Regions from separate parts of the Homo sapiens genome. Here region 2 is linked to region 1. A link is a loop called in an ENCODE intact Hi-C map of the cell type or tissue named here. Cell type or tissue: endothelial cell of umbilical vein. All regions are shown on one strand. Each heading gives the region's core, and the rest is flanking DNA. Links, peaks and the distances in the headings are about the cores only.

The links. Hi-C counts contacts between places; a loop is a spot of excess contacts. Peaks named below come from ENCODE experiments on the same cell type or tissue, not always from the same donor. Only the 100,000 strongest peaks of a DNase experiment are listed, where the experiment ranks them.
Region 2: a loop joins it to region 1, with 4 times the contacts of the local background. A loop is called at or near these places in 4 of 110 quality-filtered maps.

What each region holds. Positions count from the first base shown.
Region 1 is chr10:53,308,747-53,321,189 of GRCh38, reverse strand. No RefSeq gene overlaps it. Among named protein-coding and RNA genes, the nearest start is that of LINC02672, 280 kb to the right of the region's middle. In endothelial cell of umbilical vein, for the core only: no CTCF peak of the experiment used is centred there; DNase peaks (open chromatin) are centred at 5,269 and 6,069.
Region 2 is chr10:52,946,603-52,959,045 of GRCh38, reverse strand. LOC105378308 (a long non-coding RNA gene) reads left to right here. Exons shown (of 4, transcript XR_945968.3): 2 at 3,023-3,095; 3 at 3,314-3,664; 4 at 6,076-12,443. Among named protein-coding and RNA genes, the nearest start is that of LINC02672, 77 kb to the left of the region's middle. In endothelial cell of umbilical vein, for the core only: a CTCF peak has its summit at 7,030 (motif pointing left); a DNase peak (open chromatin) is centred at 7,025.

The sequences.
Region 1 (12,443 bases), core at 2,864-10,863:
CCACTAGGATTGATAACCTAAGCACTCATCCATAGCAAATTTGCATGGAGATTTGTAGAAGGTCAGTTCCCACTACAGGAGTCCAGCTTGTTGGCATTAGTTTCAGACAAGTTAACCCTAACCTCTCACTGTACTACAAGCTTGGTATGTTAAAGAACTGTGTACAGCAAATTAATAAAATCAACTTATTAATTGAAATATATATAAATTATACTATTATGTATTATTATATATATTATTTAAATATCTATATATCTATGCATATTAATTAAAATTTGTATAAACAAATTAGAGAAATGATATAAAATGGTCTCTAATATCAAATTCTTTGTGAACCTAGCGACATTGCTCTAATGTTAGAGTCTTTCTGCATTGTCCCTATTCTACTAAACTTCTGCTAAAGAGTCCAACTATTAGAATATTTATTTCCATGCTTTTTTTTTGCACTATTTACAGATAATTCTTAATGTATTAATTAGCTAATTCTACAAGTTAACTTTAGTAGTTTATTTTGTTTTGATTTTCGGGTGACAGTTTTTTATTATAATTGTACCTAACTTTCTAATTAAGTCCCCATGATGAGGTTCAAGGATAATCTTATTTTTTTATGCAACTTATATGGAAGTGCTCCCACATTCAGGGTGTTGCATTGAATGTCAATGACTACTTGAAACTCTTAGATAAATAGTCATGCTGTGTTGTGCCATTTTGAAATATTAAATCACAACCATCCAGGAAAGCCTGAATAATGTGCACAATTAAAAGGAAATAAAATAGACTAAGCAATCATCTTTAAAATATATGTTTATGATTCCATACAAGCACTTACCAGATAATAATTAATGCAGGAAAATTTTAATACAGTGAGATTATTTTAAAATTCAAAGCTACTCTAATAATGTTTTTTAGAAAATATGTCTTAGTCTGCCTTCTTATCAAATTAGAAATGAAAGGGGATGTATCTGTATCAAGTTTGTTCTATCTCATTGGAATGCCAAAATTAAATGTCATAAGGCTCCAACAATTTAATTACTAAAGTGGCTGTGTCAGTTAACAATAGTTTTCTGCTTGAATTTGGAAGTCATTGATTATGGCATACTACCCCGACCTGCTCAATGCAATGCTTCGAAGGCTGCCTGCTGTGGGAATTTTTAGGGAATACTTAATATCTTGCTGCATCAGACATTAAGAAAACTGTTAATATGAGTCCTCAAGAATTATGTGGATCTTTGGGATCCTGGTGGGACTGAGAACTAGGAAGCCTTTCTTTCTCCAGATAAGTTTCTTAGAACACTTGGAAATGGGTCAGATACACTCCCAGAAATACATATTTTTTTAATCAGAGAGCTTGATCCAATACTCTCACTTTGCTAAAAAGAGAACAGCCCAAAATCTTATTTCAATTAGATAAATAGAGTTAGGAGAAAGGATATAACAGTGTAGACTACGTTAACACTGATAGAGTTAAAAAGTTGGCTGACACACATTTAAATGTATTTTTGTTTGTGTTTTATCCTCCATGAATCTGCAAGAAAGTCTGATTCTGGTTTGAAAATATGCGGGGAAGAACTGTTCAAGTGTTTAAAACATACTAACAGTAAACACAAAACAGTGGCCCATGTTTTCAAGGAAGACAAACTAGAGTAATTGCTGTCTGAACTGAACATCTATTTAAAACTTTTATTGGAAGAAATAAGTATTTATTGATGTCCACGGATTTGCTAGGTGTTTTACATATGCTCTCTCATTTAGTTGCGCCAGAACATCTGTGAGGTAGCCTATATTCTCTTCAATTTACATGGGGAAAAACAGACCAACAAACCTGCGGCTCAGGAAGGTTACATAACCTAAGGAAAGTCACAGAGCAAGTAAGCACCAAATCTAGATTTCAACCAAAGTTTCTTTCTTCTATTTTACCCTCAGGGTAGAGTTAAAACTGAGGAGTTTTCAGTGGTAAAATGTTGTCTTTATTGAAAGTAAAATGTCACTTTTCTTGCAATCACCGTCACTGTACTTGGCTTTAAATAAAATTTCACAGATTTGAATTAAATGTTTTTTGCTACTGCTTCTGCCTCTTCTTCCCTTTTTCCTTCTTCCTCTTCATTTTTATCTTCCCTGAATCTATACTACATAATAGTGTTTTCCCCAGTGTGATGTCTGCATGTATTTTTATAGTCATCTGAACACTCAAGAGGTGAAGGCAATAATTTTACAAAGGGGGTATTTGGCTACAGATAGGCATTTAAATAATCTTTACACTACACCATTCTAATAGCTAGCTTCTGTGTGCACTTCACGCCAGGCCAAATGTTTTAATATTTTATGGCTTCACCATTATTTTCTCAATGTATACATAGTGTAGTGGGTAGGAATGGGAAAGAATCAATGGGAAAGAATTATACTAATTCATGGTCCCTGTCTTGATGCTGTGAATTACTTCAGACAGCATTACAATTCATTGTACTAAATAACATAAAATTTATAACGCCCATGATACATAATTCCAAGTATACGGATAATTTGTTAGTTTGTTTTGTCTTTGTTTTTTCTTTTTATTTTTTCCATTAATGTAATCAGGTATACTTTCTAAGGAAAAATTTCAAACAAGGTTTTGAAAAAGACAGAATAGAAAATGCATTTCTGGTTATTAAAGACTGGCCTTGTCTAAGCAAGGCATACTTCAAGTCAAAAACAAGATGATTTGACACAGAGAATAGTGAAAAGCAGATTTTCCATGTCACCTTTCATGTCCCACTGCAAAGAATGTGCACTGTGGAATTATGACCTTGGGCTACTTATTTGCTCAAAAATATTTTTTTCTCATTTCTCAAATGAAGATAATGAAGATGTGCAGGTTTATCTTGAAGAATGAAATCAACTAGTATTTTTAAAGTGTTTTGCACTATATCTGACAAATAGTGGGCATTTATTTTAATCTCTTTTCTTGTCACTCTTATTTTGAGGTCATAGTAAAATATAATTAAAACCTAAATAGTTATACAACTACTTTGAAAATGGTTTAGGCCCCCAACATTTGCTTGACAGAGTACAACTTAGAGTGAATTTTTTCCAATCCCATGAATATCTGAACATTGTATTCATGCTAAGGATAATTTCGCGACTTTCATTTTCAGTTTTAAAATTTTATTTTTATTGTTAAAATTATATAATATAAAAATTTAAGATAATATTTTATTCAAACACAATTTAAAGAGAAATATCCATGCTAAAGACAATGTTTAGCCATAAAACCTATGACCAGTCTCTATGAACTATATGATTCTAAACCTGAGTCTAAAATCTACATCAGCTACCACTGTGCTTCCCTGGAATTTTCAGGTCACAATGTCATATATCTTTTAGGACATTTAACCATGTTTGGTGTCTAAGTTGTAGATCACAGGGTAATGCTTGCTTTGATTTGCTAGTGCCAGGTGGATAGATTCTGACTTACAAACTGACTGATTTCTCACAACATCCATTCAATTTGGATATGGAGCATCTGAACTAAATTGCGGGATTATTGTGAGAAAAAGATTTCTTTCTCCTAACAAATGTCCCTGAAAGCCAGTGACTCTTTTCTAATTATGATCTAACTCTCTAGGTCTTTGTATCTTTATTTTCTAAGTAATGAACCAAAACACCAACATGAAAGCAGGGAAGCTATAAACGATTATTTTTTAAGCCTCAAGCTCCTTTTCATCTATTCATTGCACTCAATGTCATGCTGTGATTTCAGGTTGTTCCCATTGCTTTGGCCTAATTTCCACAGGGCTAACTGGGTTTTGTCTACATGAGTCTTTCCTTTCCTCCTGAAAACCAAATATATGTACCTTTCATAACTCAAGCTAAGTTCTAAGTTGATTTGTTTATTACTATTCAAAAGCTATTGAATTTCGCCTGGAGGCAGCTAGTATATTACAAGTGAACAAAGAAACAAGCATGGAAAAGTAAGCATAGAGCAAAAAGATAAATTCGAGACTTTTTTTTCACATGCTATCATTTTCCAAATTATGTTGTATTTTGGAAACATTTTTCTTAAGCATAAAATTGTCAACCTTCATCTACTCCATAATACTTTTATGAAAAATATTACCTCTATTGAATAATAGCTTTTCTTTAAAATGATTATAAGATAAGAAATAGATCCTCAGGTAACTACATCAGACCCAAATAGTACCTCGAGATTACTAATACAATGGTGTTTTTATTGGTGTGATTTTTAAGGATTTTTCAATGTAAGGAATCTGAATCGTTTATGTCATAGAATGTAGAGAGAGCTATTTGTTGGTTTAAAATAACAAATCAAACACAATGCACTTTAAAATTATTGTCTTCTGACCAACACCCAAGTTACTGAATGGCTATTTTAATTCATATCCCATGGGTTATTAGTTAGGTTGGGAATCATTTCACGATTTTATTGATCATTTGTATTTCTCCCAGAGCCAGTTCGTATCTCCATTTACTTCAAAGTTTCCTGACAAAAGCATCTTAAGAAAGTATCTTAAAATTGTAGGGAGCAGGCTATCTTCAGTGTATCAGAAGGAAGAGCAAAGTGAGGAGGCATATTCCTAAGTCCATTTCTATTCTACTTTCTAGCACTAGACATTATTTTTTTCCCTCTATAGTCTCTCTTTGTCTCAGACTTATTATTTTAGAGCCCACATCCTCTACCCTTGAGATGTTTTGTTTTAACCAGGTTCTTCTCATATTTCCTCTAGAAATATGAAAGGACAGAGGAAATTTTTCCCAGGTTCTTGTCTTCTTTCTGGTAAAAGAACATCTGGTGAAAAATGTAAAAAAGCTAGTTTTTCACTTTTAAAAAGTAAACTACCAAAATTTCAATATTACATAATATCAAGCTGAAACTTCACAGAAACTGAATCAAACATTTACAACTGATTCTGTTTTATTAAACAATCAGTTCATTTAGGTAATAAGATAGTAATTATTTCATGTACTAAGGTATCTGACTTGACCTGATTATTCCAGTTGCAACAATCAGGTCAGATGTTTAATACATGTTGCTCAAATAATGATAAGCTCTCATTTATCAGCTATTTATTCATATTTTTCCACTTGATTCTCACAGTTGTATGACAATAGTACTGTTATTGTTCCCAATAACAATTTCAGAGATGGTTAAACTAAGGCTGGTTAAATAACTTCTCAAAGGGTGAAAATTAATATTAATAAATGCTAGAAGCATTTTTGAAGCTATGTAGCCTAACTTTAGTGCTGAAGTTTTAAACCATGGTATAATGCTGCCACCCTGAGCCAAAGACAGATTTACATTAGATAATAGTTTGACAGTATCTTTTCATATGTAGGGCCAAAGTGGCTAGTTAGGAACAATATACAGTGGAATAATAATTTAAAAAGCCATATACTATAACAGTTAAGGCTTATTCCAAGAAGACAAATTAGGAGACACATTGAATATTCAAACATAATCCATTATACTTATAGAATAAAGGAGAAAGAATATATGATAATTATGACTTTTAGACAATCTTTTTAATGCTATAACTATTCATAGTCAAAACTGTCACCAAACTAGGAAGAGAAGGAAACACTTTCATTCTAGTAAAGGGCATGTTCAAAAAACCTACTTCTGACATCATGCTTAATAGCTAAATATTGAATGATTTTTATCTAGGATTGGGAAAAAGCAAAGGTTTTTTACTCTAGCCATTTCTATTGAACATTTTACTAAAGGTCTAGCTATTGGTATCACAATAAAATAAGGTAAAATCTTAGAGATTTGAAAGGAAGAATTAAATCTTTATTAGAGTTTCCTTTTCTCCACATCCTCATTAACACTTGTTTTGATCGTGTTGTGCACAGTAAGTACAGCCAATTTTGTCAATTTTAAATAGCAATAAATGTGAAAAAAATAAACTATCAGATGGCATGACTGTTTATACAGAAAATCCCAAGGAATCTAAAAAACAACTGTTAACAATTAATAAGGGAGTTTAGCAATGGAGTTACCAAGAACTGTGAAGGGTCTCAGATTTTATTCTACTTACAAGCTAACAAGTTAGCCTGTCACTTTTTTTTCTCTTTGGCAGAAGGCCCAAGACTCCTGGGTCACAGACAAAGAATTTATTACTCATGACAACAGCAGCTTGCTGCAAATGTAATGCTAAGAAATGGCTGAGGTAGAGAATGGTCAGAGTCTTGCATTCTTGATACACTCAACAAAAATGTGTGGGGAAGTTCAGAGCCCATGGTGGACTAGTTCTTTCAAGAGTCCCTGTGTACGAGGATGACATGCCAAAAAACACAATTGTACATTTGTATGCTGGCAATAAAAAAATAAAATATATATACTTAAAAATTCAAATTATGATAGAATCTATAAAATATATAATTTTTGAAATAAAATATAAAATTTACCAGAATTCTACACTAACTACAAACTATTGCTGAAAAAATTAACTGAGACTTAAGTATATGGAGAAATATAGCTTATTCGTGGCTTAGAAAACTATTTTTTTAAATGACAATTCTCTACAAAGTGTCTCTAAATATTCAACGGAATATCAATTATATTACAAACAGGAATTTTAGTAGAAACTGACCAGCAATTTTTAAAATTTATACAAGATGCAAATAACCTAGACTATCTAAAGGAATTTTGAAAAAAGGGAAAAATAGTTGAATGGCTTATACTACTTGATATCAAAACTTCCTATAAATTCATCATGTAAAGACAGTGTACACACTGGTGAACTGACTGGCAAGAAGATCTTGGAGCAGACTGGAAAGTTCAAAAATAGACCCATACTTTTACAGGTATTTGGTATTTTACCAAAGAGCCAAATCAATCCATTGGGAAAAGTAGAGTCTTTTCCACAACCAGTTCTGGAATAACTGGCTGTCAATAATAAGAAAATAAACTTTAATTCCTACCTCATTTAATACACCAAGATTTTTGTGGGATTTATTATAGATTTAAACATAAAAGCCAAAATCATAAAGTGTGTGAAGGAAAATATTAAAGCATATATTCATAAGTAGGGGGTAGGTAAACATTTCTTAGAGCATTTTAAAAAATCATAAAGTAAGAAAAATTCTGCAGGTTATATATCAAAAGTAAAAACTTCTGCTTATCAAAAGACACCATTATGAAAAAGAATAGGGAAGTCACAAACTTGAAAAAAATGTTCAGAAAATATGCATCTGATGAAGGACTTGTATCCAGGACATATAAATAACTCATACAAATTAATATTAAAAAAAGAAAAATTCAACAAAAGTGGGAAATATTAAACATTAGATAAAAGAATCTATGACAATAACAATAAGCACATGAAAGTGTGTTTATCATTAATCATCAGAGAAATGCAAACTATATATACATATAATTTATGTATGTATGTGTGTATATATACATTTATGTGTGTGTGTATATATACACAAACATATATATTTATGTAAATATATATATATTTTCCTTTTTTTGTTTTTGAGACAAAGCCTAGCTCTATTGCCCAGGCTGGAGTGTAGTGGCATGATCTTAGCTCACTGTAACCTCCATCTCTCGGGCTCAAGCCATCCTCCCACAGCCTCCCGAGTAACTGAGACTACGGGCACGTACAACCATGTCCAGCTAATTTTTTGTATTTGTTGTAGAGACAACATTTCACCATGTTGGCCAGGATGGTCTTGAACTGGTGAGCTCAAGTGATCCTCCTGCCTCAGCCTCCCAAAGTGCAGGGATACAGGTGTGAGCCACCACGCCTGGCCAGAAATGCAAATTGTATTAAGTTAAATTAAAGCCATCTACAAAAGAGTACATATGTACTGGCCAATTATATAAAATTCTAGGCTGGAGAAACTAATTTCTGGAAAAACTCAGAAGAGCTAGTCTCTGGTGGAAAGAGGGTCAACAGAGATTTACTGGAAAGGGGCTTGTGGGAAATGTCTAGGGTGATACTCACATTTTACATATTCATAGAGATTTTGGTTACACAGATGTATATATTTATTTATACTCAGCAAATACACAAGATTTAGCCATATTCTTTTATGTAAATTTTACATCAAAGGCAAAAAAATCTGTAAATTAATATTGAGATCTCATGTTCTGAGATCTGCAATTAGCTTTAAAATGCATCAAAAATTAGATGGCTAGAGGAATGGCTAGATGTGTGATAAATCAAATATAATAAAGTATGAATGATAAAATCCAGGTGGTAGATATGCACAGTCATTGTAAATTTTTTTCTAATTGGCTCTATGTTTAAACTTTTATAATTAAATATCGGGAAAAAAAATCTATCATGTCAATATTATCTTGAAAATATACCACCCCCTATCCTCACCTTAACAAAAAGCAAGGGCAATTGCAACTCAAAATGTAATGAAGATACCAAACTCCTTTGTTATACTTCTGAGCCACCTTATTATTTGACTTCCTTCCCACAGCCTCAGGATAGCTGCAGAACCTAGATATTATGTCTACATTATGAGCAAGAAGATAGAAAAAAAGGTTGGAGTTATTGTACTGAAGGAGATACTGGCTGAGAAAAAAAAAATTCTAGAAGCCTTATCCAGAAAATTCTGACTAAAATAGGATCACATGACCTGAGCCGCAAGGGATCCTGGGAAACCTCTACATTATAAAAAGGGAAGGGACATGAAGATTGAATGGATTTTGAGTAGTTAATCCTCGGTGTACACCACACGAGTTACATCCAGATATCTGATAATCTCTGTTTAAACGTTTGTATTTAAAGAACAGAACTGTAAAGAATGTGATTGGACTCTCTCTGTAGGATGCGCCTTCTCCATTGAGAGATATCAAAACAGGATGACAAAGTAGGGACTTGGCCATTTTGTTGAAAACCATTGAATGTTAGTATTGGTGGGACTTTAGTTCAGTCTCTCCACAGAGAAATCCTCTAAGCTTCTGCAGTGGTTGAGAAAACGAGATCAGGAGTGATAAATCTAGCAGCCAGCAATAGGAAACCCAAGCAGGCAAGAGCTTTGGGTATCTCACTCTTGTTGCCATAAAGTGAATTCTCCCATTCCCGAGATCCTTCATTCAGAAGCACAGCTCAACTCAGTGTCCTTGAGCCCAGGACTTCAGACAGTAAAATTCTGCTGGCATTGAAGAAGACACAGTTATTGGATGGCATGGATTCTGGGAAGGTGTCTAGAGATCTGATTTTCTTGAGGGGTAAGGTATGTCTCCTATAATTCTTAGCAGTCTAGTAGCTTTTACTGGCTTCCCCAAGTCCACTTAGGTTTTAGCTCCTGCGTTTTGCCAAATCATTTGGTACAGTTCCACCTGCTTTCTTCTTCCAAAATTTTCCTATTTCTTGTTATATACTACTTTTGGCCTTCTCTGTCTCTGCTGCCTCTTAGTGATGCAAAACTTCCTTAGATTCATACCTCACTCTGAGGCTTTTTTTTTTTTTCTTGGAGCACTGAAAATTTTCTTTAAATCAAGAATAGTTGGAGTTTTCTGACTTTTGAGGAACATTCCATTTAAGTCTCTCTTTTTAACTGTCCTGTTCTCTTTTGTCTGAGATGGGGTAATTCAAGACATTTTACTAAATAAATCAGTTGAGAATATGACTTCTAAAATATCGACAAATACTTCGAAAAGCAACTCAAGCCTGTTTACTTGGTATGTCAAAATGCATGGTTAGTACCATAAATTAATTTTGGAATCATACATATTAATGTTCAAGCCTGGGTCCAGATTGTCTTTGTGCAAATTAGGCAAAGACATTCCCCTTGAGTGAAGGCACTACCAAAACAGTCCGGCTTAGGAAGAGGAGTATGGGTTGAATGGAGCTAACCTCCACATAACACAACACACCAGTACATGTTAAAACCTGAACAAACAAATGTGGGGACCTGCTGGGTTCCCATCTCTTACAGCTATTAACTTTGGGCAAGTTATTTAATTTACTTGAATTTTAAGTACTCATATACACAAAGTAATTATAATGGTATCCAATTAATAAACATTTATGGAAATTTTATGAGAATCAGATGAAGTATTTTTAATAATAAATCAGGTATGGTACTTAGTATTAGCTCCCATTGCTTTATCACTTACGCAACAAACAACAATTCAGATTTTTTTTACATTATGTTCTTCAGATTAAATGGAACCCTATGGCAATGTTTTATTCTGAGCATAAATATGTGTGCAACCTGTTGAAAGGAGGAGGTAAGAACCAGTATACATACTTCCCTAGTTGTGGATAATCTAAGATAATAATTCATTGTACTGCACTGCTACTGAACTGTGATTAAGGCAATAATTTATGATGATTTTTTAAGTCTATATTTTATCTTTTTGGAACAGAACATAATGATATAGCTTTGAATTATCCATCATTTTCCATTCAGATACCCAGAAATCACATTTTCGTAAGTAATTGGTAATAGGTAATATCATTTTTGCTTTTTTTTTTTTACAACATTTTGTTGTTGTAGGGTTTTCCTATAGAAAATACATGGTTTCTTAATGTTTTATCTCATTGCCTTGTCCAAAGAAAACGAAACGTGGAGGGACATTAGATTTTTAAAAATCCAGTTAACTGATAGGTTGTATACTATATTAATACTGAAAACATGATCTGTACTGTCAATTTTTCTCTCTTTCGTCTTCTATTCTTTTTAACCACACACTCTCAGTTGGAAAGAAGCAAAGAAAAATTTGAGATGTGTGATATGTACAGGCATTTATTTCCACAAATATATATTTTCATAAAGCATGTTTTAAATCACAAAATTTTAAAAATCTGTATGAATTATATTTTAATACATTGGGAACTACCTTATGTTTTCCCAATGAACATTTTTAGGTGTGCAGAATAATAAGTACATTGATTTGAAAATGAACAAAGAAAAAAGGATGAAGATCTAATATGGATATTTTAATTTTTGGAACATTGACATTTAACTTGTCATTATTTGTTGCAAGCTGGCAAAATTGTTTAACCAATGGAACTACATTTCTGATGTAATGGTTACATTTCTGATAATGTAAGAGATTTATTCCATAATAATAAAAACAGATTTTATATGTGATTTTATGATAACATCTGTCTATGTAGTACATGAAAATAAAGGATCATTTGAAAAGATAAATACAAGATACAAGATATTTAAACATATATTGATCAGAATCAATTCAGATGAGTTAATTTTAAAAAGATGGATTCAAAAAGGGACCTTCCCTTAAGAATGTCACATTCTATAAACATACATGTATTTTATAACATGTTTCACAAAACATTTGAAACTTAATAATGCTTTTTAGAGCAAGTGAAAATATAAATAAGAATATAATAATAAGAATAGGGGAGGATAGTGGAATATGAGGATGCTTGTGGCAGAAAGAAGTACATTAAAACAGCACTGTGTAGCTAAAATAAGGTGTTACAGAATAAGATGGTCACCAAAATAACATAACACTCAATGGGTGTCATATGTTTAATTGTTCATGATTATCTGTATTATTTTATGTGTGATGGCATTCCAGTCATAAAACTGGTTTATATGTTGACTCTACATGATTTGTAATACAATATAGTCAGAAACAAAAATGTAAAAGCAGAGTGAAGATAAGACAGAAAAGACTTCAGAACTCAAACAGCAGAAGAATCACCTACTTCTAGCCCATTCACAATCTGCTTCTATGAAATGCAAAAGCAATGCCTCTGGTGATGACTTTGATTACCTTATCAGTTTCTTCTTAAACAGATCCAGGCCCTATCATTCTTTAAAGGAAAACAGAGTGAGCACTGGCCCTGCTCTCTCCCACTCACATGCCATGGTTGTGGATGAGCCACTTTATTTCTGCAGGCTGAAGTTTCTGAAACAGGCTCAGTGATTATTTTGAAGCACTTTAGTCTCTAGCAACTGAGAATTCAATTTTTCTTTTCTTTTTTTCCATTATGTTAGCGTTTATCCTTTACAAGGTCAGCACCATTTATAGATAGTGCTGTACAAAACACATTTTAAAATTGGTGGAACGGACATAGAACCCTAACCATGGAGAATAAATTTCCAGCTAGAAAGTTTCCCCTCCAGCAATGCAATCCCAAACAGGTATTTCAGACCTTTAATTTTCACCTCCCTGCAAAATAAGTTTTTTCTTAATACTTAAAGAAATCCCTTAAATCATTCCAAAGTTCAGAAAAGAAAGTCAGTGCTTGATACTTTAATTAGCAGTAATCGTCAGTCATCTGTAAAGAATAATGGCATCAACATAAAGAAGCATAGATGGTTACCTAGGGGAATTCTTAAGCAATTGCAGACATTTTCAAAATGAAAAACACTAGATGCAGTGTCTGATTTTTGCAATCTCTGCATTTGCTGTTTATCTAGTGAAACACTTATAGTCTTCCTTCTTTCCCTAAAAAATGGCTAAAGACTAAAGGACAAAGAAGCTTTCCTGTCCCAAT
Region 2 (12,443 bases), core at 2,314-10,313, 360 kb after region 1:
ATTTTTATTAAGCAGAATGCGTAGTTCTTTACTGTACCTACTTTTGCAACCTACAACTCAAACTAATAGACACATTTGCTACAGAAGTCAGATTCCTCTTCTAAAGTCAGACATGAAAAGGGAGATAACTATAATGATGATGATAATTAACATGATACATGGATAGATGTGAATAACCAATTACAGAATGTAGCTCTTTTGAGCTAGCAGTTATTTAAAGACATGATAGATGACATATTTCAGAGATGATAGATGACATATGACACATGACATATTTCTCTAATGATGTCCGTCACAAATAAAGTTCTGAAATAACAATATTTTCCCAATAGAAAGCTGAATGAAACTATATCAACTACCATAACACAATATTTATGCATTCAACAAATACTTACAGCACAAATGTTTTATGCACAAGAGGGGAATACACAGAGTTAGAGTGAGTCAGACTCTGGATTCAAACCCAGGCTGCTGCACTAACTAGCTGTGTGACCTGTAGGCAAACACTAAATCTACATCAGCCTTGTAAAATTATTAATAGCTATGCTATACACTTTTTATAAGAATATAACAGACTGGGCACAGTGGCTCACATCTCTAATCCCAGCACTTTGGGAGGCCAAGGCGGGCAGATCACGAGGTCAGGAGATCGAGACCATCCTGGCCAACACAGTGAAACCCCACCTCTACTAAAATACAAAAAAGTTAGCCAGGAGTGGTGGCACATGCCTGTAGCCCCAGCTATTCGGGAGGTTGAGGCAGGGGAATTGCTGGAAGCTGGGAGGCAGAGGTTGCAGTGAGCTGAGATCGCGCCACTGCACTCCAGCCTGGCGACAGAGCAAGACTCTCTCTCAAAAACACACACACAAAAGAATATAATAAAATGAAGTATATTGGTCTCGTGGCACTGAGTCTGCTGTAAATAGGTACTCAATAAATGTCAGCTACCGAGGTGCACTTTACTAGTGCTTACCAATATCCAAGTTCTTTTCCTTTCAGGAACATAGATTATATTTCCCAGCCCCCTTACAGTTAGGCTTTGCCATGTGACTAGTTATAACCAATATACTATGACCAAAATTGTCAGCAAAAGTAAAAAAAGAAGACATTTTGTATAGTGGAACTATAAGACTGAACAGCTGTCATCACCCTTGTTTTCTGAGTAATTATGCCTAACAAAGCTATATCTCAATCAAAAGCAACATGTAGCACAAGTGAGTGATCAACTTTCATTCTGTTAAGCCAGAAATTGGTATCAGGAATGCGTTACTACTCTGGATAAACCTAAATTATGTGGCATTGAATAAGGAATTAGATGTAAGGTTGAAAATTGCAATTTGAGAATGCAGGAAGAAAACTGTCATGAAAGGTAAATAGGAGCACAGATTATGAAGCTAACGATCTTGTTCTTTTAGGGAAAAAGAGTAGACAGTTGAATGGTAGTAGACTGTATTTAGCTCTGATACTGGAAAGATTTGAAAGGAATTATAAGAAATGAATGAGCTCAGGAATGAACTGGTCAAATTACAAGCAGAAATAGATGGGAATAGAGAGATATGTGATCCCACCTATGAAGGACAAGCTTGTATCAGATAAACCCATCTAACAAAATCAGCCACAGGTCATCAGAGAGCAGCAGGAAGACAATACTTGAGTGGATGTTATCTGATAGAAAAGAGAAATGGCTTGTGATGAGTCCAATATTCTGCATTGTTTTGCTCTACGTCGGTCAATTTTTCATCAGTGCAAACAAACTGAGAAACTGAATAAAAAGAAACAACCGGGAAGCATGTTACCTTAGCAGAATTTTTACAGTCTTACAGGATTTGGAAGAAAAAAAATGAAGTTCAAGGTACAAAGGAAACTAGGATTAAGGAGTCAAAATTCAGAAAGAATAGAGATGAAGTGGAGACTGATAGCAGCACTTTATCCTTAAGGAGTTTGCTGACTCATAAGTAGAATGGGGCCAAGAGAATGAGAAGTCAAGCAGAAAGCTGATGCTAAGAGGCAGACAGCGCAACGCAACTTTCTGCAGTCTCACAATACTGGTGTTGGTGGGGTTCCCCGAGACCACTCTTGGGCTCAATGAATCACTAGAAAGACTCACAGGACATAAAAGCTGTTGTATTCACGCTTACGGTTTATTACAGAAAAAGGATACACTTTGGGATCAGCAAAGGGAAAAAGGAGTATAGGAGAAATCTGGGAAAAACCAGGAGCATTTTTCAAGTGTTTCCTCTAGTAAAGTCAAACAAGGACTTGGTGCATTCTCCCAGCATCTGTGTGTGACAATATGTTCAAAGTGTTGCCAACCAGGAGAGCAGATCTGAGCTTTGAGTCCAGGGTTTTTATTGCGGATTAGTCACATATATGTGCAGGGCCTGCATGATCGACTATCTACTCAGACTCCAGCCTTCTCACAGCAAAAACAGGCATTCACCATGAATCACACAGGATAAAGTTATCTGGTAACACCGGTCCAGTGTGGCCCAAGGAATCAGGAATACAAAAACAATCTAATCAGGCAGAATATTCCAACAGCTCAAAGGTTGTATCCCAGGGGCTTGGGCAAGGCCCAGTTCTGAAAATCAGCTTTTATCTAGAAGGTACAGGGTTTGAAAAGCTTGGCCTGCTGTTAATCATTTTCTGCATAGTTGGGAAAACAAAGGTTGTGATCGAAATGCCCCCCAAGGATGCTGGACCCAGATAATCATCATAAGTTTTAGCTTATGATTTAGTAGGGGCCTCAGAATGGTTATATAATACGGAGAATGTTTCCCCAAAGGTATGAACATTCTAATCCCTGGAATTTTTGAATTTCTTGGGTTATATGGCAAAGAGATTTTAAGGAGACAGATGGAATTAAGATTGCTAATCCGCTGACCTTGTGATGAGAACATTATGCTGAATTATTTGTTTGAGCCCAAAGTAATCTTGTGATACCCTACCTTGTTTTAACCTGATTGACTCTCACTTAGCTGAGAGAGCCGGACAGACTCCATTTTGGTTTATTCACTTGCAGCCCCTTATCCCCCTCCCTTAAGGACATAACTGGTGCAAGCTGACTCCAAGCACATTCAGGAATCCAATTACTGGTAAGATACTGAGGCAAGCTATATCAGCAGCCCCTGGGAACGCACTTGGTTGATGGTACCCAAAGCCCCTGCATTTATCTCTGTGTGATAGTTTAAGCCCCTGCATCTGGAACTATTTATTTTTTCTGTAACTGTTTCTGTAATCACTTATCTTTTAACTTTTTGCTTGTTCTGCTTCGGTAAAATTGCTTCAGCTAGGCTCCCCCTCCACTTTTTAGACCAAGGTATAAAAAGAAATCTAGCCCCTTCTTCAGGGCCGAGAGAATTTTTTAGTTCTAGCTGTCTCTCGGTCGCCGGCAATAAAGGACTCCTGAAGTAGTCTCGGAGTGTGGTGTTTCTCTATAACTCTCTCGGTTATGACACTTTGGAGGCCCCAGCGAGATCCGCCACCGGGTGAGGGCCGGACTCGTTCCGGGCTCCCCCGGAGCAACGGCGGGCTTACAGGGTAGGCGCCACCTAAAGATGCTCCAGGGCCCCGTAGGCCACCGTCTTCCAGAGGGGAACGGATCAACTGCTGGTGTGCCCAACCAAATTCAACTCCTGAGTCCTCAGTCTCCGGTCCCGGGAAGGTAAGTCAGATCTGACTCTGTCTCCCTGGGAGGGAAATGGCTCTGACTAGGTTTCTCCCTCAGACTCTGTCCACACTCTAGGATGCTGGAGGACAGCGTCCTGGTTTCTGTCAGTCTTCTCTGTTAAGTCTAGTCTCTCTCTATCTCTTCTCCTTCTCTCGTTCAGGTCTCTAGGAGACCTCGGTTTTAAACGGGTATAAAAAATTGTAATAAACTCTGTGAGTGAGTGAGTACATGTGGAGTTCAAGGGCTTGTGCTTGAATTTCTAGTTTGTAGCTCCATGGCGAAAGCTATGGAGTTTCAGAGGGCCCTCACCTGCGGTTCCGTGGCGACCTCATAAAGCTTAGGGCAGCATCGGGCATAGCTGGATCCGAGCCGGGGGTTTATACCGGCCTGCCAATGCCAGGAGGAGCCTAAGTCCCCGCAAGGGGAGCAGCCAGGCAGGCATCTGACTGATCCCATCACGGGACCCACTCCCCTTGTCTGTCTATAAAAATTGCCATACTTGTTTATATACCCCCGTGTCTATTGTCCTGTTTGGTGTCTGTCTAAATTTCGTAGGTCAGGTCATCGATACTGCCCAAGACGACTGGGCAAGGACTTCTTCAAGGTCCTCAGTACAGATCTTCTATCCCAGGAGGTCAAATCTCTCATTAGTCATTTGGGCTGGCCATCCCAGTCCTGTCTTTTCTGTCAGAAACAAATCAGGTGTTGTTATGGGAAAGGGTGTGGAAGACATTCGCCTGTTTGGAATTTCTGGCACCATAAAGATTGCTGGTGTTTGGATTGCCATACCCCACGCCCCAATGACTGGTCCACCTCCTCCTTAGACTAGTGGTGGATCCAATATAGCCACCCTGCTGATCTCCTTGCTCACCTTTTCTGTCATCCTGTAACTTTTCCCATGCCCTTAAATAAGGCACTGTGCAGAGAAACCTACGCCCATACTGCTTTACTCCGTCTGGACTCTTATTTTACCCCTCCGTGGCTACTCGCCAACCTTTGGGAAGATCCGAGTGGCCCCTTTCCTCCTCATCGGCATCCTTTACCCCGCACGTCTCGTTTCCCTGTGTCGCAGCAAGTCCAATGCCTCCAAGACTTGGCTCTGTTCTCCCTCCTTAAACCCTTCAAAGAAAGGGCCGAGTTCAAACTTTTTGCCTTTGAGTAGTGGAAACACCAAAGATATTTGGGCCATAAGTCAAGAAGAAGAAGGTGGGGGTCCCCTAGGTCCCACTGGCTGAGGATCCCACGGAGCCGCCTCTTGTCCTCTCCCTAGATCTCAAAGCTTGAGAAGACAGGCCTTATGTGGCAAGAAGCGTTGGCTATAGCTGTTTTCCTACTTCTTCTGGTTATAATACTTCTGTTCTTCTGATTCAGCAGCCCCCCAGGCCAGGAATATCTCTATCCATGCTGGGTTTAATATTTCTGCTTAAACCTTGTTAATTTGCCTCCAGAATGGGAAACTCTTCTTCCCGGCCCCGTAGAGATTGGCGCACTCTCCAATATATGTTGCAGAATTTCTCTCTAGGCTTCTCAGATGATTACGGAGTCCACCTTAAAAAGGGCAGACTCTGGACACTCTGTGAAGTAGAATGGCCAAAGTTTGGTAACGGGTGGCCCCCAGAAGGGTCACTGAATCTCACAATTGTTCAGGCTGTGTAGCGGGTCATTGCTGGAACTCCCAGACACCCCGATCAGTTTCCCTACATTGATCAATGGCTAGATTTGGTCTGGAGCCCTCCTCCACGGCTCTGCTCATGCACCATTCATGATCCCACCTCCAAGGTCCTTTTGAGCCGGACCAAACTTTTGCCCCAACCCTCCCCTCCCTCGGCTCCTCCTGTACTGCCTCCTTCTGAAGAAGAGGAAAATTTTCTTCACCCATGTCTGCCGCCCTATAACCCTCCTGCTCCCCCAGAATCTTCCCTTGTCTCCTCGACTACGTCCCCTGTGGCCTCTCTCCCTATAGCCACCCAATTACAGCCTTGGCTGGAGGAGGTGGCCCCCCTCCTCCCACTGAGAGAGTCCCAAATCCCCCCGGGCAGTGAGTGTTCTGCTCCATTTTTAGTTTATGTCCCCTTCTCTACTTCTGACCTGTACAACTGGAAGGTTCATAATCCCCCCTTCTCTGAAAAGCCCCAAGTCTTGACCTCACTGATAGAGTCCGTGCTCTGGACCCACCAGCTCACCTGGGATGACCGTCAGCAACTCCTTTTAAACCTTCACTTCTGAAGAGAGGGACCGTATCCAAAGAGAGGCCAGAAAGTATTTCCTTACATCAGCCAGTAGACCAGAGGAGGAAGCCCAAGACCTCCTTGAGGAGGTTTTTCCCTCTACCTGGCCTGATTGGGATCCAAACTCCTCAAGTGGGAAGAGAGCTTTGGATAATTTTCATTGGTATCTCCTTGCAGGTATCAAGGGAGCCACTCGAAAACCCATGAATCTGTCGAAGACAACTGAAGTGGTCCAGGGGCCCGATGAGTCACCAGGAGCGTTTCTAGAATGCCTCCAAGAGGCCTATTGGACTTATACCCCTTTTGACCTGGCAGCTCCCGAGAATAGCCGTGCTATTAATTTGGCATTTGTGGCTCAGGCAGCCCCTGATAGAAGAAAGTTACAAAAGCTGTAGGGATTTGCTGGAATGAACACCAGCCAACTTTTAGAGATAGCCCAGAAAGTTTTTGACAATTGAGAGGTTAAAAAGCAAAAACAGGCAGCTCAGGCAGCTGAAAGGGCTGCTGACAAAGCATCAAAAAGACAGGCAAAAATCTTCGTGGCTGCCATCCAAGAAGCCAAGACAGAAGGGCCCCCATCACAGAGCACTGGCCAAGGGATCCCGGGTCCCTGCCAGAAAGGCCAAAAGCTGAGCAGGCTCCCCTACAAAGAAACCAATGCACTTATTGCAAGCAGATTGGACACTGGAAAATGGAATGCCCATTAAAACCAGAAGAAAAACCAGAAGAGAAAAAGGTCCTCACCCTCCCTGCTGCGGAGGAATCTGATGATTGATGGGGCCGGGGCTCCCTCTCCCTTGGCCCCTGGGAGCCCATGGTGACTGCCACACTGGGGGGCCAGCCTATACGCTTCCTAATTGACACCGGGGCGGAACACTTGGTACTGCAGATACCCTTGGGCAGTGTCTCTAATAAAAAGGTGGCTGTGCAAGGGTCTATGGGAGCTATTCAGGAATATCCTGTCACCCACTCACGAGAGGTGAGTTTGGGACAGAAAAGAGTAACCCACTCATTTCTTGCAGTCCCAGAGTGCCCCTTCCCCCTCCTCAGACGAGACCTACTTCATAAGCTACAGACGTCCATCTCCTTCTCGGCCCAACAAGCTCACATCATGTTAGGGGACACAGCACCCCCTACTGCTCAGCTTCTGCTAACCACCCCTCTGTCAGAGGAATATCTCTTAGTTTCACCCTCACAACTGCTGGGAAATAGTACTAATCCTCTCCTACTGGATTTACAGACTCTGTTTCCCTGAGTCTGGGCCGAATCAAACCCCCCAGGAATGGCAAAGCACCATCTGCCAGTAGTTGTAGAGCTCCTGGCCACTGCTGCCAGTCCAGGTAAAACAATATCCTGTGAGTCAGCAGGCTAGAGAGGGAATCGATCCCCATATTCAGCGACTATTACAAGCTGGTATACTCCCACCATGTGAGTCCGCCTGGAATACTCCATTTTTGCCGGTCCAGAAACCCGGAACAAATGATTACCGGCCTGTACAGATTTGTAGGAAGTTAACAAGTGGACAGTTACCATCCATCCAACTGTGCCTAACCCTTATACTTTACTCAGCCTGCTCCCGCCCGAACATACAATGTATACTGTCCTTGACTTAAAGGATGCTTTCTTTGCTATTCCTCTGGCCCCCAAAATCCAACCTGTCTTTGCTTTTGAATGGACAGATCCTGGCTCGGGAGACACCACCCAATTAACCTGGACTCAATTACCCCAGGGTTTTAAAAACTCCCCTACCCTTTTTGGGGAAGCCCTCCAACAGGATCTTATACCATTCTGAGCCAGTAACCCTCACTGCACTCTTCTCCAGTATGTAGACCACCTGTTATTGGCTATTAAAACTACTGACAGCTGCCTGCAACATACTAGGGACCTACTTTACCTCCTTCAGGAACTCGGGTATCGGGTCTCGGCCAAGAATGGCCAGCTTTGTCTTCCCAGAGTTTCCTACCTGGGGTACGAGATAAACAAGGGAAAAAGGGCACTCACCAGTGCTTGAAAGAAGGCCATCCTGCGAATCTCCACTCCCACCACCAAAAGACAGGTACATGAATTCCCGGGGGCTGTGGGACAGTCACCTATGGATATTAGGGTTCGCGGAAATCACCAAGCCCCTTTATACCGCTACTGGAGTTAATGGCCCGCTAGTTTGGACTGACAAAGAAGAACAGGCTTTTCTAAACCTGAAAAAGGTATTAACGGAGGCCCCTGCTCTTGTCCTCCCAAATATCTCAAAACCATTTCACCTTTTTGTTCATGAAAGCCAGGGAGTCACTAAAGGGGTACTCACTTAGACTTTGGGACCATGGCAATGCCCAGTGGCCTACTTGTCTAAGAGACTAGACCCTGAGGCCTCCTGGTGGCCAAGTTGTCTGTGAGCTGTAGGGGCAACAGCAAGCCTGGTCCAGGAGGCTGATAAACTGACTCTGGGCCAGAATTTAACCCTCACGGCTCCTCATGCCATAGAGAATTTGCTACGAAGTGCCTCTGGCAAATGGATGTCGAATGCTCGCATCCTGCAGTATCAGAGCTTACTGTTAGATCAGCCTCATTTAACTTTCTCTCTCACAAGGTGTTTAAATCCAGCTACCTTGCTCCCTGATCCACACCTTACCACACCTGTCCATGACTGCCAAGAACTGTTAGAGACTACAGAAACTGGGCGACCTGATCTCCAAGATGTGCTTCTAAAGGAGGCAGATACCACTGTGTTTACAGACAGCAGCAGCTTCCTTAAACAGGGAGTACGAAAGGCTGGTGCGGCCGTTACTATAGATTCATATGTACTGTGGGCCCAGGCACTGCTGGCAGGTACTTTGGCACAAAGGGCTGAATTGGTTGCCCTCACTCAGGCCCTCTGATGGGGTAAGGACAAATGTATTAATATCTGCACTGACAGCAGATACGCTTTTGCTACTACACATGCACGTGGAGCCATCTATCAAGAGCGAGGGCTACTCACCTCCGCGGGTAAAACTATAAAAGACAAAGAAGAAATTTTGACCCTGCTTGAAGCTGTTTGGCTCCCTCAGCAGGTGGCTGTAATTCACTGCAAAGGACATCAAAGAGAAGACACGGCCGTTGCTCGAGGTAACCAAAGAGCAGATTCTGCAGCTTGAGAGGCAGCTCGGCTCCTGGTCGTGCCTTTCACCCTGCTGCCCGCTGTGTCCTTTCCGCAACCAGACTTGCCAGGCCACCCAGAATACTCCCCAGAGGAAGAAAAACAAACTTCGGATCTTCAGGCCAGTAAAAATCAGGAAGGTTGGTGGATTCTTCCTGATTTCAGAATCTTCATGCCCCAAGCTCTCGGGGAAGCTTTAATCAATCATCTACATTCTACCACCCATCTGGGAGGAGTAAAACTGGCCCAGCTTTTAAAGAGCCATTTCAAGATCCCCCACCTTCAGGACTTAACTAACCAAGCAGCTCTCCAGCATACGGCTAGTGCTCAGGTAAACGCCAAACAAGGTCCTAAACCCAGCCCACGTCACTGCCTCCGGGGAGGCTCGCCAGGAGAAAGGTGGGAAATTGACTTTACGAAGGTAAAACCACACCGGGCAGGATATAAATACATCCTGGTGCTACTAGACACCTTTTCTGGATAGACTGAGGCATTTGCCACCAAAAACAAAACTGCTACCATGGCAGTTAGGCTTTTATTCAATGAAATCATCCCTCGACATGGACTGCCTGTTGCCATAGGGTCTGATAATGGACCAGCCTTCACCTCGTCCATAGCTCAGTTGGTTAGCAAGGCATTAAACATTCAGTGGAAACTCCATTGTGCCTATTGACCCCAGAGCTCTAGACAAGTAGAATGCATGAACCACACCCTAAAAAGTACTCTTACCAAATTAATCTTAGAAACTGGTGAAAATTGGGTAAAGCTCCTTCCTTCAGCCCTTCTTAGAGTAAGATGCACCCCTTGCCAGGCTGGTTTTTCACCTTTTGAAATCATGTATGGAAGGGCTCCGCCTGTCTTGCCTAAGCTAAGGGATACCCATTCAGCAGAAATCTCACAAGCTAATTTGTTACAGTACCTGCAGTCTCTCCAACAGGTACAAGACATCATCCAGCCACTTGTCCGGGGAGCACACCCCAATCCAGTTCCTGACCAGACGGGACCCTGCCACTCTTTTCAGCAGGGTGACCTGGTGTATGTTAAAAGGTTCCAGAAGGAAGGACTCACTCCTGCCTAGAAAGGATCTCATACTGTCATCCTCACCACGCCGACGGCTCTGAAAGTAGATGGCATTCCTGCTTGGATTCATCACTCCTGCATCAAAAAGGCCAACAAAGGCCAGCAAGAAACATGGGTCCCCAAGCCCGGGCCAGGCCCCTTAAAACTGCGCCTAAGTCAAGTGAAGCCACCAAATTTATTCTTTTTATTTACCTCTTTTGTTTGTTTATGCCTGTTATGCCCCCTGCCCCTTCCTACTCTTTTCTCCTCACCTCTTTCATGACAGGACGTGTTTGCCAACACCACCTGGAAGGTGGGAACCTCCAAGGAAGTCTCTTTTGCAGTCGATTTATGTGCTTTGTTTCCAGTGCCTGCCCGTACCCTCAAAGAGCAATGCAATCTGCCGATCATAGGAGTAGGGAACGTCGACCTCGCTACAGGGCTTGGACACACCGGAAGCCAGACTGGATGTGGAAGTTCCAAGGGTGCAAAGAAAGGACTCCAGAGCATTAACTTTTACCTCTGTCCTGGAAATCACCCCGACTCTAGTTGTCGAGATTCTTACCAGTTTTTCTGTCCTTACTGGAGGTGTGTAAACTTGGCCACTTACTCTGGAGAATCAACGAGGTCCTCAACCCTATCCATAGCCCGCACTTCCTGTTCTAGACAGTGTACTATGGGAAACTGCAATCTTCTTACTATAACTGTCCATAACCCTAGTTTAACTCAGTGGTATTACGGCATGTCATGGGGATTAAGGCTTTATATCTCAGGATTTGATGTTGGAACTCTGCTCACCATCCAGCAGAAAATCCTGGTCCCATGGAGCCCTCCTAAGCCAATCGGACCATTAACTGATTTAGGTGACCCAATGTTCCAAAAACACCCAGACAGGGTCGATTCAACTGTCCCACCAGCATTCCTGGTTCATAGACCTCAGCTGCAACGACAACACCTCCAACCCAGTCTGATGTCCATTCTGGATGGGGTACATCACCTCTTTAATCTCACCCAGGCTAGACTAGCCCAAGATTGTTGGTTATGCCTAAAGGCCAAGCCCCCATATTATGTTGGATTGGGAGTAGAAGCCACACTTAAAATTAACTCTTTTTTTGTCATACATGCCCCCATGTCCTTACACTAGGAGACATGTCAGGGAACGCCTCCTGTCTAATTAGCGCCGGGTACAACTTACCTGCTTCTCCCTTTCAGGCTACCTGTAGTCAATCTCTACTTACTTTCTTAAATGCCTCAGTCTCCTACCAGGCACCCAACAATACTTGGTTGGCCTGCACTTCAGGCCTCACTCGCTGCATCAACGGGACTGAACCTGGACCTCTCCTATGCGTGTTGGTTCATGTACTGCCCCAGGTCTATGTCTACAGTGGGCCAGAAGGACAACCTCTCATTGCCCCCCGCTGAGTTGCAGTTAAGGTTTCGCCAAGCTGCCCCACTCCTTGTACCCCTTCTAGCCGGCCTTAGCACAGCTGGGTCAGCAGCCATCGGCATGAGTGCCCTGATTCAAGGAGAAACTGGATTAATATCCCTATCTCAACAAGTAGATGCTGATTTAAACAATCTCCAATCAGCCGTAAATATACTACATACCCAGGTAGAGTCTCTAACTGAAGTAGTTCTTCAAAACTGCCGAGGCTTAGACCTGCTATTTCTCTCCTAAGGAGGTTTATGCGCAGCACTAGAAGAAAGTTGTTGTTTCTATGCAAACCAGTCTGGAGTCATAAAAATACTCTTCAAAGAGTTAGAGAAAATCTAGATAGACGCCAGCAAGAACGAGAAAATAACACCCCCGGTACCAAAATATGTTCAACCGGAATCCATGGCTAACTACTCTAATTACTGGGTTGGCGGGACCTCTCCTCCTCCTCTTGTTAGGTTTAGTCTTCAGGCCTTGCATGTTAAATTGGTTTCTTAACTTTATAAAGCAACACATAGCTTATGTCAAACTTATGTATCTTAAAACCCAATATAACCCCCTCGTTATAACTGAGGAATCAATCATTTGATTCCCCAAAAACATGAGTGGGAAATGTGATACCCTACCTTGTTTTAACCTGATTGACTCTCACTTAGCTGAGAGAGCCAGACTCCATTTTGGTTTCTTCATTTGCAGCCCCTTATCCCCTTCCCTTAAGGACATAACTGGTGCAAGCTGACTCCAAGCACATTCAGGAACGCACTTACTGTTAAGATACTGGGGCAAGCTGTACCAGCAGCCCCTGGGAACGCACTCGGTTGATGGTACCCAAAGCCCCTGCATTTATCTCTTTGTGATACTTTAAGCCCTTGCACCTGGAACTGTTTATTTTTCTGTAACTGTTTCTGTAACCATTTA